Linked DNA regions of Homo sapiens: region 1 is linked to region 2. A link is a loop called in an ENCODE intact Hi-C map of the cell type or tissue named here. Cell type or tissue: heart left ventricle. All regions are shown on one strand. Each heading gives the region's core, and the rest is flanking DNA. Links, peaks and the distances in the headings are about the cores only.

Region 1 (5,000 bases), core at 1-5,000, 130 kb after region 2:
TTTCCTTTTTTATTGCTGTCTTCCATTTAAAAGTGTTTTATTGCAGCTCTTTTTTTCATCGCCAGCATGTAAGAATGTTAAATGAACCTTATAGATCATTTAGGCTAGAGTCAGCAAACTTTCTTAAGATGCCAGATAACATATATAATATATATAATTTTTTTTACATTTTTATATTATTATTTTGTAGAGACTAAGTCTCACTATGTTGCCTAGGCTGGTGTCAAACTCCTGGGCTCAAGTGATCCTTCCACCTTGGCCTCCCAAAGTGCTGGGGTAACAGGCATGAGCCACCACACCCAGCCAATAGTAAATATTTTAGGCTCTCTGGGCCATATAGTCTCTTTCACAACTATGGAACTGTGCTGTTAATAGCAAGAAAGCAGCCATAGACAATACTTAAATGAATAATGTGGCTATGTTCCAATAAACTTCACAAAAACAGCGCTGCCACAGGGGTCAAAGTTTGCCGAACCCTGATCTAGTCCCACCATTATTTATGAAGCTCTGCTAGATCTTAGTATTCTTAGTTTATTATTATTGTTTAGATTTTTTTTTATAAGGTAACTTGGTTCAGGTTGTGACAGCTCTAGGTCATCAGGTTGCTGTCTTATAACGCCCTTATTGGGCTCCTTTCTGCATGCTGGGACACCTTTAGACATGAATGAAACAGAATGTTTAGAACTCAGAAGATCCAACTTTTTAAATTGATAGATGAGGAAAAAATAGAGGACCAAGAACACTAAGTAAAGCCACTAATTAGTAGCAGAGCCAATTCCTCATTTCAAGTTTCAAAATTGTCAGCCTTATCTTTTTATATATCAAGTTTAATTTCCTTTAGTTGTTCAAAGTACAAATACTTTCTTGGGTAAAACATCCTTTGTTTGTTTGATTTTTTTAGATATGATTTCTAGATACTTCATTGTCTTTGTTGGTATTCTTGAAAGCAACGTGGGCCTGCTAATAGCTTCAATTTTTTTTTTCTTTTCCTTTTTTTCTTTTTTTTGAGATGGAGTCTTGCTCTGTTACCCAGGCTGGAGTGCAGTGGCATGATCTTGGCTCACTGCAGCCTCTGCCTCCCGGGTTCAAGCGATTCTCCTGCCTCAGCCTCCCGAGTAGCTGGGACTACAGGCACGTGCCACCATGCCCTACTAATTTTTGTATTTTTAGTAGAGACGGGGTTTTACCATGTTTTCCAGGCTGGTCTCAAACTCCTGACCTCAGGTGATCCGCCTGCCTCAGGTTCCCAGAGTGCTGGGATTATAGGCATGAGCCATGGCACCCGGCCAGTAGCTTCAATTTTTTGTATTTAGTGGGGATGAAAAAAATCTTATTTAACTAGAGTATATACTATGGTATTTGCTTGGGGTTTAGCAGTGAACAAGACATCTCTGGTCCCCATCTTCATGGACCTTAGTCTGGCAGGGAAGATTTACATTAAACAAAGGATGAGAATGGAAGAGAACTTGCTTGGTGATAATGAGGTCAAAGAAGAGAAAGATCAAGCTGTTAAATGGCAAACTTTGAGGTGGTGAGGAGGACTGATATGGGTGTAAAGTCTTAATGAAGGAGGGAAAAGTGACTGAAGAGGTAGACAGTTGAGAAATAGTTGGTAAAAGGTGATAGTGTTGATTTGAGCTCAGGTGAACAAGCATTTTTATAAGGGGCTAGAGGAAGAATGGTCCAGAAATGGCTTTGAGGAATGATGAAAACACCAACATCAATACTGGACTCTTAAGGTGTATGGGCTGTGTAGATCTCATTCCCTGCAAGGGCAAGCAGTATCCTAGGGAAAGCCTCTTTAATTGGATGGCTAGGAGGTACAGAGAGCCTTCAGGGAACAGTTTGGAGACACAGGGAAAGATAGAAGACTTTAACAGTAGAGCCAGAATTCCAGAGTGTTCAGTGGAGGAGTAGGAACAGAGGGGATGAACAAATGGCTTGGGTGGAGGAGAGGAAGCCTATTGAAAATGAGACTGAAATTTAAAACAAATTATAAAGAAGAACAAATAGCTGGGTAAAAACATACCATGTAAAACAAAATCTGATACAAGCTTATCCAACCTGTGGCCCACATGTGGCCCAGGATGGCTTTGAATGCGGCCCAACACAAATTCGTAAACTTTCTTAAAACATTATGATTTTTGTTTGTTTGTTTATTATCAGATATTGTTAGTGTATTTTATGTGTGGCCGAAGACAGTTCTTCTTCCAGTGTGGTGCGGGGAAGCCAAAAGATTGGACGCCCCGATTTAATAGAATAAAATTATCATGATTTCTTCTTCCATCTATAACTTAACCATATAACCTTTAAAAAATACCATACATATTTATGAATGCAATGATAAAACCAGCTATAGGAGTACGGCTGGCGTGGTGGCTCATGCCTGCAATCTCAGCACTTTGGGAGGCAGAGGCAGGCAGATCACTCGAGGTCAGGAGTTCAAGACCAGCCTGGCCAACATGGTGAAACCCTGTCTCTACTAAAAATACAAAAAGTAGCTGGGCATGGTGGCCGCACACCTGTAATCCCAGCTACTTGGGAGGCTGAGGCAGGAGAATCGCTTGAACCCCGGAGGCAGAGGTTGCAGTGAGCAGAGATTGCGCCACTGCACTCCAGCCTGTGTAACAGGATGAGACTCTGTCTCAAAAAAAAAAAAAACCACCTCCGCCCCACATAAAAAAACACTTATAGGATTTAAATCACAAAGGAAAAAAATAGAATAGATACTAGTCGAACTACTCTTTTAAATAGCTTTTTTGAGGTATAATTCACATGACATAAAATTTTGCCCATTTTAAGTGTACAATTGAATAAATTTGTAAAGTTATTTACCATTACAGTCAAGTTTTCAGATATTTGAAAAGCTTGTCCCTGAGTGTTTACAGTCAATTTACACTCCCATCTGCAACCGGAGGGTCAAGTTTCTGTGCCTATAGTTTTGTGTTTTCTAGAGTATTATATAAAAGGAATCCTACAGTGAGTACTTTGTTGTGTCTGCCTTCTTTCACTTAACATGTTAGTTTTGCAATTCATCCATGTTGTTCCTTTTTCTCCCCCTGAGGTATATTCGATTGTATGGATATAACACAGTTTACTTATCCATTCATGCAAATATTGATGGACATTTGAGTTGTCTCCAATTTTTGGCTATTAAAAATAAAGCTGTTCTGGCTGGGTATGGTGGCTCACACCTGTAATGTCCGAACTTTGGGAGGCCAAGGCTGGGTGGATCACTTGAGGTCAGGATTTCGAGACCAGCCTGGCCAACGTAGTGAAACCCCATCTCTACTAAAAATAACAGAAATTAGCGAGGTGTGGTGGTGCACACCTGTAATCCCAGCTACTTGGGAGGCTGAGAAACTGAGGCACAAGAATCACTTTGAACCCGTGTGGTGGAGGTTGCAGTTAGCCCAGATCATGCCAGCCTGGGTGACAGAACAAGACTGCTTCTTAAAAAAAAAAAAAAAAAAGATGTTCTGAACATTTGTGTACCAGTACAGTAATATATACTTTTATTTTTTCTTGAACAAATATCTAGGAGTAGAAGTGCTGGACTATATATAGCATGTGTGTATTTATTAATGGCCAGTTTTTGTTATTTTAGCCATTCTAAGGGTTTTTGTTATGGTATCTCAGTGTGGTTTTAATTTATATTTCCTTAATGACCAGTGTTGCTGAACATCTTTTCGTGTGTTTCTTGTCCATTCAGCTATTGTCATTTTTGAAATGTTAACTCTTTTACCCATTAAAAAAAAATTAGTTGCTTGTCTGAGTTGTAAGAGTTCTTTATATATTCTGAATAAAAGTCCTTTGTTAGATATATGTTTTGAAAATATTTTCTCTCAATCTGTGGCTTGCTATGTATTTTCTTATTTATTTATTTATTTATTTATTTATTTATTTATTTATTTATTTATTTATTTATGGGACAGGGTCTTGCTTTGTTGTCCAGGCTGTTTTTGAACTCCTGTGTTCAAGCGATCCTCTTGCCTCGGCCTTCCAAAGTCAAAGTGCTGGGATTATAAACATGAGCCACCATGCCCAATCAACTTTTTCTTTTCTTTTTTTTTGAGACAGAGCCTCACTCTGTCGCCGAAGCTAGAGTGCTGTGGCACAATCTCGGCTCACTGCAACCTCATGCCTCAGCGTCTTGAGTAGCTGGGATTACAGGTGTGTGCCACCATGCCCAGCTAATTTTTGTATTTTTAGTAGAGATGAGTTTCACCATGTTGGCCAGGCTGGTCTTGAATTCCTGACCTCAAGTGATCTACTCGCCTCAGCCTCCCAAAGTGCTAGGGTTACACGCGTGAGCCACCGCTCCTGGCCCAACTTTTTATTTTCTTTTTCTTTTTTATCTTAATTTAAGTTCTAGGATACATGTGCAGAACATGCAGGTTTGTTACATAGGTATATATGTGCCATGGTGGTTTGCTGCACCTATCAACCCGTCATCTAGTTTTTAAGCCCCACATGCATTAGGTGTTTGTCCTAATGCTCTCCCCACGCCTTACCCCACACCCCCTGACAGGCCCCGGTGTGTGATGTTTCCCTCCCTCTGTCCATGTGTTCTCATTGTTCAACTCCCACTTAGGAATGAGAACATGTGCGTTTGGTTTTCTGTTCCTGTGTTAGTTTGCTGAGAATGATGGTTTCCAGCTTCATGCGTGTCCCTGCAAAAGACATGAACTCATTCTTTTTTATGGCTGCTTTCTTTTTCTTTTTCTTTTTTTTTTGAGATGGAGTCTCGCTGTATCCCCCAGGCTGGAGTGCAGTGGCACGATCTTGGCTCTCTGCAAGCTTCGCCTCCCGGGTTCACGCCATTCTCCTGCCTGAGCCTCTTGAGTAGCTGGATCTACAGGCACCCACCACCATACCCAGCTAATTTTTTGTATTTTTAGTAGAGATGGGGTTTCACCGTCTTAGCCAGGATGGTCTTGCTCTCCTTACCTCGTGATCCGCCCACCTTGGCCTCCCAAAGTGCTGGGATTATAGGTGTG
Region 2 (11,673 bases), core at 3,578-8,577:
AAGAGTACAAAGAATTTAAAACCACAATAGACTCATATTATTCTATTACCAGTAGATAGAAATCAAATACGTTTTATCAATTTGAAGAACGTTTTCCACGTCATCCAGTCACCCAGGCCACAAGATCCTCAGTGACGACAGATAATTATGAAATTAGTTGTATTATTGATACTGCTTTTTCCTGGGTATTGGCTTCCCAGAGTTACTGAGAGAATGATGGAATAAAGCATCGACTTTGTCATATAGAGCCATGTATTACAAGTAAAACTTGCTGTTTCAAAATCTTTTCCTTCTCTTTCAAAAAAACTATCATTTTCTTCTCTCTGAGCAGTTTTTGATAGAGTTCATCATTAGCAGGGGCCTCAAAACAGAACATTGCAAATCATGTCAGTTTCAGAATGATTTTTTTTTTTTGGCTTGCTGATGGCAAACTGCAATGTGAATTTCTGCAAGAGCACAGTGCCATGTCATAAATCATTAGTCTGGCTTCAGAGTCTCTTGCTATTTTCCCTACATGGAGGACAGATGCTTTTTTGTTGAATCAGGACCATAATTTGCATCTGGTAGGACAATGGATCATATTCTCTTCTGTCCACACACAGAGCCGCATTGACAACAGCAAGAGTTGCTCAGAGATAGAGGCAAAGTTTGGCTCAGCCAGTGCTAAATTCAGCTTGATTTTTAAAAGTAAATGACCCAGTTAAAATCCAGTGAAGAGCAAAGCACATAGTGGATTTGGAAGTTTCCTTTGAAATTTCCAGCTCAGTGTATGAAGTAACTCCAGACTCTAATGAGCCTCTCCGACTGCAAGCAACTAAGACCCAAAATGATTGTCTGTATCAGATCCAGGGCTTTCTGTGACAGCAGACAATTTATTGTTATGCTTTACACCCTGGTTTTCCATCTGTGATTGATGTGTGCTCTTCCGCTTTCAAAAGACTTTTCTAATAGTCACGTTTCTTCCAACTGACCCTGCAAGATGAGTCAAAATTTCCATACTTAGGAATCCCAGCTACTTAGGAAGCTGAGGCAGAAGAATCTCTGTAACCTGAAAGGCGGAGGTTGCAGTGAGCTGCGATCACACCACTGCACACCAGCCTGGGCGACAGAGCGAGACTCCGTCTCAAAAATAAATAAATAAATAAATAAGGAGATGGTTATACAATTGCATTCTTCTCAACTTAAAAGCCTCTCTCTGAGCTGGATGCGGCCATTCACGCCTGTAATCCCAGCACTTTGGGAGGCTGAGGCGGGTGGATTGCCTGAGGTCAGGAGTTCGAGACCAGCCTGCCCAACATAGTGAAACCCCATCTCTACTAGAAATACAAAAAATTATCTGGGCATGGTGGCACGCAACTGTAATCCCAGCTACTAGGGAGGCTGAGGCAGGAGAATCGCTTGAACCCGGGAGATGGAGGTTGCAGTGTGCCAAGATCGTGCCATTGCACTCCAGCCTGGGCAACAAGAGTGAAACTCCATCTCAAAAAAAAAAAAAAAGCCTCTCTCTTTGGCTTGTAGATGGCCATCTTCGTGTTCATATGATGCTCTCTCTGTCTGCATGTCTCTGTGGCCAAGTTTCCCCTTCTTATAAAGACAGCAGTCATATTGGATTAGGGCCCACCCCAGTCACCTCATTTTAACTTGATTACATCTATAAAGACCTATCTCCAGATAAGGTCACATTCTGAGGCACTGGATATTGGACTTTAATATATGAATTTTGGGGAGACACAGTTCAGCCACAACACCAGGCAACCTCTCTGGCTTTGGTTTCTTCATCTTTAGAGGGGAATGTTGGCCTTATTGCTCCTTCAGGGCTCTTTCAATCCCAGTGTTCCAAGATTTGCTCAGCCCTTTTGAAGCTGCCAAGCCTGTCCCTGCTATCCCCAGGGTTATAAATATAAGAATTTTCCCTCCCCGGGCCTGCCAACCAGTCCTGGAGGGTGGGAAATGAACAGAGAAATGCTGCGAGGGTGGAGTTTTCCTTTAACCTTTTGTCACTTGCATGAGTGCTGTAATCGGACAAACATTCAGGGCGTGGTGAACTGGGGTTCCTGACATCCTAAAGCAAATAAGCAAATGACATTTGTTCTTTTCCAAGTCCCGAGGTTTTATGTGCTCCAACTATAGATGACAAAATAGTTCCAGGAGAGCTGCAGTGTTTTGTTCTCCCTGCCAATTCATTAGCAACAGAACCGTTGCCGGGCTCTAATCCAGCCCGGCTGACAGCAGTTCCCCAGTAAAGGAAGGACAGAACTGGAGCTGTCTGTGCAGCCAACAGGGATCAGGAGTGCTCAGATGTACTGACACGTTGGCAAAAAAAAAAAAAAAAAAAAAAGAATTAAAGAAAGAAAAGAAACTTACAAAAGTTTATTGAACTGAGAAGTTCACCCGGTTTCTTCAAGGAACTCAGACAGGAAGGTAGGAAGGAGGGGCCCCCGGCATGGTGATAACACAAATTAGGGGCTGGCCAGCATCATCTTTGGTGAAAATTTAGAAAAATTGGGATTTTCTTACCTATAAATAAAAACTGTTGGTTTTAGAAACCTAAACTAAGAGTATGTGTGCAAAAGGAAATCTATATAAGGAAGCAGGGCTGGACTGTAGTTACAGGAGGCCCAGGAACAGCCCACTTCCTTTCTTTGTGCCTTTTTAAATCATCTCTAAATGTGGAGATGGTAATACAATTGCACTCTTCTCGACTTAAAAATACTTTTCTTCTAAATCACCTGACACATCTTTTTTTGCCCCTGCATGGTGCTCATAGCCAGTAAGAGATCTTTCAGAGCCTCTTTATCAGTCTAGTAGATCTTGCTGGAAGCCGCCAGCACTCCAGATGCTGAATGCAGTCAGACTACAGCTCAAGCACTGACCCTGACCATCCTCCTGGTCTTAAGAATGTGCCAAACCTTTATGTTCGAGCTGCTTTATTAGGAACTTCTTGAGCTTTCTTTCCATGCAATTTCTCCATTCCTACTTTAAACTTTTCCACCCAGCTTTTATGATAATAATGAGCGAGGCTTGGATGCTGCTTTATGGCTTTTGAAAAGCCTGGATAGTATATGAGTGTGTCCATATCTTACTTTTTGTTTCTACCATGTGCAGCAGTGCGGGGGAAGTAAAAAAGCCATTCTTGTGGCCCCCTCCCGGCTTCCTGGAAGCTGCAGTGTGCCTGATGGGACAGGCATGTTCCTGGCTACACTGTAGCTGAGCAAAAGGTCTCTGCATACAGAAGACCAGGAGACCATAAGTTCACCATCAAAGAAAAGTCTGCAGCTGGTAGGTTGAGCCTGAATAATAATACATGCCACAACTCACTGCTGTTCAACTCATTCCTCAGCTGGGTTCACTGACTTGTGTACCTCAAAATGCTATGTTTTGCTGTCTCTTCCCGTCTATACTCTGAGATACTAACTCTTGAATCCTCCCAGTTAAATAGGAGTCTTGGATACTAAACCTGGCCATTTAGAAATCACATCCATTTATTTGTTCCTGTAGTCATTAATTCATTCAGAAGCAAGGATTGGATGTCTCCCATCTACCAAGCACAGGACTCAGCCATAGGGATGCACAGAATAACAGGAAAGGCTTTTCCTGCCTCAGAGGAACTCCTGGCCAATGGTCTCCTCTGACGCATGAAGGCTTCTGGACTTGGATTTTCATTTTGAGTTTTTGAACTTGTAGTACCCATGCGTCCTTTTCAAGGAAGAACTTGACTTCCTTGCTAACGCAGAGCATAGATGTCTGCCAAATCCCTGTACTCAACCAGACTTCCAGTTCTGATTTCTCCTAGTCCTTCCTGTTCCTATTCCTGAAGCCCAGCACAATAGCCTGAAGTGTCCACTTGAGTTTGGAAGCTCTGTCCCCATGGGAAGGGTCATACACTAGAGCCTTTGGGGCTGAGGAGCCTCTAAGACATGGCTTCTTTGGAGTCTCTGTCTTGTTTGTTTTCTCTTGGATCCACCCTAAGCATGACCACCACTGGACTACGATAGAATTTGAAGAGCCCAGTATATGTGAGAGGTCATTTGCAACAAATGAAAATGGGGGCCAAAGGGCAAGGTTTAGTTGTCAGAGTGGTATCTGGTGGCAGCAACCCTGCCAGGTCCCCTGGGAGCCCAGGTCTGCCCAGCACAAGTTCCTCAGCCATCCTTGCTGCTTTGCCTTCTGCCAGGCTGGGAAGAGGAAGGGGATGGTTACTGTGCCGTGAAGAGAAAGGCAAGTGGGCATTGGCCATAGCCTGTGCTTAAGAGGCAGTCGCACCTATCGAGTATTCCTGCCCAAAATGCTTAACCTGAATCAAATTGTGACGAGATAATCAGATGTCCAAAAAACCCCCAATTGGCCTGAACTCTTCAAAAATGTTGATGTCAAGAAAGAATTTTTTTTTTTTTTTTTTTTTTTTTTTTTTGAGACGGAGTCTCACTCTGTCGTCCAGGCTGGAGTGCAGTGGCACAATCTCAGCTCACTGCAACCTCTGCCTCCTGGACTCAAGCAATTCTCCTGCCTCAGCCTCCCAAGTAGCTGGAATGATGGGCAAGTGCCACCACGCCTGGCTAATTTTTGTGTTTTTAGTAAAGACGGGGTTTTGCCATGTTGGCTAGGCTGGTCTTGAACTCCTGAGCTCAGGTGATCCGCCCACTTTGGCCTCCCAAAGTTCTGGGATTACAGGCATAAGCCACCATGCCTGGCCAGGAAATATTTTTTTTACAGGCAAGGGAACTGGGCCGGGTGCAGTGGCTCACACCTGTAATTCCAACACTTTTAAGAGTTCAAGGCAGGTGGATCACTTGAGGCCAGCAGTTCGAGACCAGCCTCACCAACACGGTGAAACCCTGTCTCTACTAAAAATACAAAAAATTAGCCAGATGTGGTGGCACACACCTGTAATCCCAGCTACTCGGGAGGCTGAGGCAGGAGAATCACTTGAACCCAGGAGGCAGAGGTTGCAGGTAGTGGAGATCACGCCATTGCACTCCAGCCTGGGCAACAGAGGGAGACTGTCTCAAAAACAAAACAAAAATAGCAAGAGAATTGTTCTACATTAAAGAAAACTAAAAAGACATGACTAAATGTAATGCATGATGCCAATTTAGATCTGGGATTGGAAAAAATATAGCCATAACAGACATTATGGGGACAGTTATGAGTGTGTGTGTTTGCAGAAGGAGAAAGAAAAATGTGGCAAAATGCTAAAAATTAGTAAATCTAAATGAAAGTATGTGGCTATTCATTGTACTGTTTTCTCAACTTTGCTGCAGGCTTGGAATTTTTCAAAATAATAAGTTTAAAACTCAAGCATCATCCAGTGGCAGGTAAATGGGCAGTAAGATGGAAAAAATGGAGTGAGCAGACAGCAGGATCCAGGTGGCAGCATGGCAGCCCCAGACAACTTCTGGGCTGGGGTCTAGTCCCAGTAAAAAGTCAGGACCCAGGCTAAAAACCAGGCAGGCAGACAGGCATGAATACAGGGAAGCTGCAGCTTAGTGTGCACCTGGAAGCCTTGGGCCAGCCCCACCATCTGGGGACCAGGTGTGGGTAGAGCAGGTAAATTCCAGATCCACAAACAAGCAAATAACTCCCAATAATGCCACCGGTAGCCTTTGGAGGCTCAGGACTTTCCCAAGTCCTGAGTGCTGAGTGATCAAGAGGCCAGACAGGACTGGAGCCAGCAGGAACTAACATGTCTGCCTGTTGCCCAAGGATGACAAAAGCTCAAGGCGGAGATGGGGACTCCTCAGGAGGTAGGAACTTTACTGGGTTCTGTTTCCTCTTAACTGGCTACGTTCTGCATTGCCAGATTAAGTTACTGATTAAACCCACAGATGTCACTCTAATTTCCAACTTTTTCCATCTTTTCTGCCTCCTAGTCTCTATTTGCAATTCTTCCTAGCTGTCCTTGTTCTTCTCCTAGTTTTATGCCATTATGATGTGTGGAAAATATTAGACAACCTCTCTACAGTGTCTTAAAATGCCTGAGGACAAAGATTCCAAAACAAAATTTATCAAAGCTGGTTTTGGACTCAATAGTGTGACACGTAGTTTCCAAAGGTCATAAAGCTGAGTGCTAAAGTGATCAAGCTCCCAAGCTCCCTGGCTTTGTCATCCTTTGGCATTTTCCCAAGTTTTCTGGTCCTTAAAGGAATTGCTGATTTCTCCTTCCTGACTCTTTTTAATCTCAGCTGTGCTGAGCAGAGCTTCCCAAATTCTGGGCAGGCCAGCAGCTTAGCCCTCTCCTCTCCAGGACTCCTGAGCATTCCCCCTGTACATAGGGATGGACAGTGCCGGAGGTCAGCCAGGGGTTGGTGGGATGGATCCAGTCAAACTCAGCTCTGCTCGGTTTCCACCATGTGGCTCAGCAACAAAGCAGCCATGACACGTGTTGCCAAGACCATGTGTTGGGAGCCAGGAGTAGATGAATTCCTGGTGTACATAAGGAAAACAGCAACTGAGTTTGCTACAACTGTGATTAACATGCAAGATTCATCCTGGAGATAGCTCCTCTTGAGAAAACATAAGATTTGCAGAAGGGGATTTAAAGAAAGCCCCAGTGGTTTTTCATCTCAATCTTTCTCTCTCAATTTTTTAAAGCACCAAATCCCTATGTTCAAATATAAATTTTAGGCAAGAACCAATATACAGGCCAGGCGTGGTGGCTCACAACTGTAATCCCAGCACTTTGGGAGGCTGAGGCAGGCGGATCACCTGAGGTCAGAAGTTCGAGACCAGCCTGGCCAACGTGGTAAGACCACCCCCGCCCATCTCTACTAAAAATACAAAAAATTAGCTGGGCATGGTGGCATGCACCTGTAATCCCAGCTACTCGGGAGGCTGAGGCACAAGAATCGCTCGAATCCAGGAGGCAGAGGTTGCAGTGAGCTGAGATGATGCCACTGCACTCCAGCCTGGGCAACAGAGTGAGACTTCATCTCAAAAAAAAAAAAAAAAAAAAAAAAAGGAAAGAAAGAAAAGAAAAAAGAACCGATATACAAAAGAGATAACCTGGCTTGTCTGATTTTTGTGTGTGTGGGAGGGGGACCACAGACCTATGTGGTCTTTCCCAGTAGCCCAGGATACTTTCAAAGTATTATTACGGCTCTCACGGGATCCAGGGTTTGAGAACCATTGCTCCCATCTTTCCTCCCCACATGCAGAGGAACTATGGCATCTTCGCTGATGCCTTCTTTAATGTTTGTTGCTCGAGCTATTTTTTTTTTTTTTTGAGATGGAGTCTCCCTCTGTTGCTCAAACAGCAGTACGGTGGCATGATCTCAGCTCACTGCAACCTTCACCTCCCAGGTTCAAGTGATTCTCCTGCCTCTGCCTCCCAAGTAGCTGAGATTATAGGCGTGTACCACCATGCCTGGCTAATTTTTCTATTTTTAGTAGAGACAGGGTTTCGCCATTTTGGCCAGGCTGGTCTTGAACTCCTGACCTCAGGTGATCTGCCCACCTCAGCCTCCCAAAGTACTGGGATTATAGGTATGAGCCACTGCGCCCGGCTTTTTTTTTTTTTCTTTTTTTGACGGAGTCTAACTCTGTCACCCAGGCTGGTGTGATCTCAGCTCACTGCAACCTCTGCCTCCCAAGTTTAAGCGATTCTTCTGCCTCAGCCTCCTGAGTAGCTGGGACTATAGGTGTGTGCCACCATGCTTGGCTAATTTTTGTATTTTTAGTAGAGACGAGGTTTCATCGTGTTGGCCAGGCTGGTCTTGAACTCCTGACCTCAGGTGATCCACCCGCCTCATCCTCCCAAAGTGCTGGGATTACAGGTATGAGCCACCGCTCCCACTTGAGCTATTTTTATGCTTCAATGCATACCAGGACCTCTATCATATGAGATGTTTTATTTCTTTCTTAAATGTCTAGAAAGGTCCTTTGATGGAAAATGAATAACTCATGATATCTTCAAAAACCAGCATTGGCCTGAAGTTAATATATTTCATCCTAATAAAAAAATAAGGCCGGGTGCAGTGGCTCACGCCTGTAATCCCAGCACTTTTAGAGGCCGAGGCGGGCGAATCACGAGGTCAGGAGTTCAAGACCAGCCTGACCAACATGGTGAAACCCTATCTCTACTAAAAATACAAAAATTTGCCAGGCGTGGTGGCACACACCTGTAATCCCAGCTACTCAGCAGGCTGAGGCAGGAGAATCTCTTGAACCCGGGAGGCGGAGGTTGCAGTGAGCTGAGATTGTGCCACTGCACTCCAGCCTGCATGACAGAGCAAGACTCCATCTCAATAAAATAAAATAAAATAAAATAAAATAAAATAAAATAAAATAAAATAAAATAAAAGTGTGATCACAAAGTCTCACTTTCATGATGCTGAAAAGGCAGAGCTCATGAATCCTTCCCTCTCCTCCCTTACGTGATAGACGAACCCCAGGGTGTGGCTCTTCTCACAGGTTCTGTTGCACTGGCTTTCTGTGAACTCAACATCTTGGATTCAGTTGAACTTGCTTCATTTTTTTATTGTTACACACTACATCATTCATTACTTTTCCTGCCATTGACTGCTAGTTACATTTTCATCTATAACCGCAAACATCATGGGATAGAAAACCGTGGGAAAGTTAATCTCTAAAGCAATGGAAAGTTCCCAAATGTGAGAATAACAGGGCAACCCATGGTGGGAAATGCTACTCAACAGCTTTATTTCATCACAATAACAATGACTCTTGAGATGGAAAAAATTTTTATTTGATAAGGCTACCATTCATCCCAAAATGGACAATGTGTATTTAGTCATTCAATTCAAATTTGTGTGGCTCATTCCTCAGCTACTTAGTTATTTTTCATTAGATTTCATTAGTGGTTAGACTGTATTTCCCTAGTCCACAGCAGCCAGAGTGCTGTACACTATTAACATACAAATGGGGATGTCTCCTGCCCTTATCATCACTTGGAGTCCCCATCAGTGTTCCACCTGGGAGTCCCTAGAGAGCCTCTCGCCTGAACTCACCAAAAACTTTAGGACCACCATAGGCTTCTACCACTGTCTTCTTCTGCTCGGTCCCTCTTCAGTGATGTCAGCTTCCCAGGCCTCACCACCCACACAGCTAATGAAGGTGTTTCAAGGCTACCTCTGGTGTCCTCAAACGACCCCCTTTACAGGCCCATTGTCACTGCCACCACCCCGATACATGGGTACATGTGGTGTACCAATATGGAGATGAATACTCTGAAGGTCATGGCATTTGTTGCCCAAGTGAGAAAAAGCCTCTCTCTATTTCATGTAATGTACATTTTGTGTAATGTACATGAGCAATTACTGAGGCAGTCTTCCCTTGCATCCAAGATCTTAGAGTTTTTAATGAAAATAGGGGCTGTGCACAGTGGCTCACACCTGTAATCCCAGCACTTTGGGAGGCCGAGGCGGGCAGATCATGAAGTCAGGAGATCGAGACCAGCCTGGCCAACATGGTTAAACCCTGTCTCTACTAAAAATACAAAAATTAGCTGGTCATGGTGGCTCGTGACTGTAATCCCAGCTACTCAGGAGGCTGAGGCAGGAGAATTGCTTAAACCAGGAAGTTGGAGGTTGCGGTAAGCCAAGATCACGCCATTGCACTCTAGCCTGGCGAGAGGGTGAGACTCCACAAAAAAAAAAAAAAAAAAAAAAAAAGAGAGAGAGAAAGAGAAAGAAAGAAAATAGGGCCAGGTGTGGTGGCTCACGCCTGTAATCCCAGCACTTTGGGAGGCCAAGGCAGGCGGATCACCTGAGGTAAGGAGTTTGAGACCAGCCCGGCCAATATGACGAAACCCTGTCTCTACTAAAAAAAATACAAAAATTAGCTAGGCATGGTGGCTCACGCCCATAATCCCAGCTGCTCAGGAGGCTGAGATAGGAGAATCACTTGAACCCAGGCGGTAGAGGTTGCAGTGAGCCGAGATCAAGACACTGAGTCACTGAGTGAGCAACAGAGTGAGACTCTGTCTCAAAACAAAAAAAAGAAAAGAAAAGAAAAAAGAGTTTTTAATGAAAATAAGGCTTTCAGATTTTAACATAGGCCTTTCTCTTCTAGGATTCAGTCCTGAGTTCATGGAGGCAGGACTAGGGTTGGGGGGGCACAGTCGAGTATATTCAGAACTGGCCCCCCCCACCTTAACAAGCTTTTCTGGTTCAGTCTCTCTTCCTTTAAATGAGTTCTGTCTCCCCAGCCATCAGTTCCTCTTAAAAATTGGCTTTTGGCAGCTCAGTCTACCAAACAGGTCTAGACACGTCTGAATCCCAGTGGGAGATGGCTTAGGCTTAAACTAAGGCTGCTGACACATGACTTTCCACTTAAAATTTACTCAGGCTCTTTTACCCATCAATATGCTTAAAAAAAGAAAGATAACTTCGCTTACATCAAGCATTCATTCTGAAGTTACTAATTTTCTTTTGCCTTGTCCTTATGAGCTCTTGGATTTCAAATGGTAGATTGGTGAGGTTATTACTGATCATTTGACTCATACGCATTAACCACATGAATATTAAGTATATGATTTCTATTTCTCCGTGTCAGCATTCTGTTTCCCTAAAATAAATTTACTCAAATGAATCTTCAATAGGATGAGGAGAAATTGGAACCATCGTACAATGTTGGTGGGAATGTAAAATGGTACAGTCATTTTGGAAATCAGTTTGGCAGTTCCTCAAAATATTAAACATAGAGTTACCATGTGACCCAGCAACCCCATTCCTAGGTATACCCAGAGAATTGAAAACATAATCACACAACAACTTGTACACAAATGTTCAGTATGATTCCCTTTAGATGAAGAGTTCAGAATAGGCAAATCTGCAGAGACAGAAAACAGATTAGTGATTGCCAGGGACTGGGAGAAGAAGGGAATGGAGAGTGACTGCTAATGGACATGGGGTTTCTTTTTGGGATGATGAAGATCTGAAATCAGATAGTGATGATGGTTGCACAACCTTGTGACTACTCTAAAAATAACTGGATTATATATTTAAAGAAGGTGAATTTTATGTGAATTATGTGTCAATTTTTTAAAATGGATCTTTACGATATATTAAACAATCAGCAGCCTGCGTTTTATAGGAAAACTTAAATGGTTGCTTTACTGACGTTTATAACAAATTACAGCCTTCTTGTAAAAAGCAAGATCCTTTGAAAGCCCAAATAGAAAGAATAAATGCTTTGGCTGCGTGCGGTGGTTCATGCCTGTAATCCCAGCACTTTGGGAGGCCAAGGCAGGCAGATCACCTGAGGTCAGGAGTTCCAGAGCAGCCTGGCCAACACGGCAAAACCCCATTTCTATTAAAAATACAAAAAATTAGGCGGGCATGGTGGTGCACGCCTGTAATCCCAGCTACTCGGGAGGCTGAGGCAGGAGAATCGCTTGAACCTGGGAGGCAGAGGTAGCAGTGAGATGAGATCTTGCCACTGCACTCCAGCCTGGGAGACAGAGGGAGACTCTGTCTCAAAAAATAAATAAATAAACACTTTTAAAATTTATTCATTTGGCAACCATTGAGCATGTAGTATGGCAATGTGCCAGCATTGCAGAGATAATGGTGACCAAAACAGACACAGAGATATGGGCAGTCTCCAGACAGTCTGCAAAATAGCTATGCCCAGAAAAGCACAAGGCTTGGTGGGAGCATGTGAAAGGAACATTCAACTCACACGCGAGGGCTCGGGGAGATCTTTTCATAGCCC

What was found. Hi-C counts contacts between places; a loop is a spot of excess contacts. Peaks named below come from ENCODE experiments on the same cell type or tissue, not always from the same donor. Only the 100,000 strongest peaks of a DNase experiment are listed, where the experiment ranks them.
Region 1: it touches region 2 in a loop (2.0-fold over the local background); 1 of 110 quality-filtered maps calls a loop at or near these places.

The regions. Positions count from the first base shown.
Region 1 is chr5:55,462,709-55,467,708 of GRCh38, reverse strand. All of the region lies in intron 3 of PLPP1 (phospholipid phosphatase 1), which reads left to right. Among named protein-coding and RNA genes, the nearest start is that of MIR5687, 44 kb to the left of the region's middle. In heart left ventricle, for the core only: no CTCF peak of the experiment used is centred there; no DNase peak of the experiment used is centred there; H3K27ac peaks cover 232 bases.
Region 2 is chr5:55,591,792-55,603,464 of GRCh38, reverse strand. LOC124900980 (a long non-coding RNA gene) reads left to right here. Exons shown (of 2, transcript XR_007058776.1): 2 at 1-245. Among named protein-coding and RNA genes, the nearest start is that of PLPP1, 63 kb to the right of the region's middle. In heart left ventricle, for the core only: no CTCF peak of the experiment used is centred there; a DNase peak (open chromatin) is centred at 6,294; H3K27ac peaks cover 4,705 bases.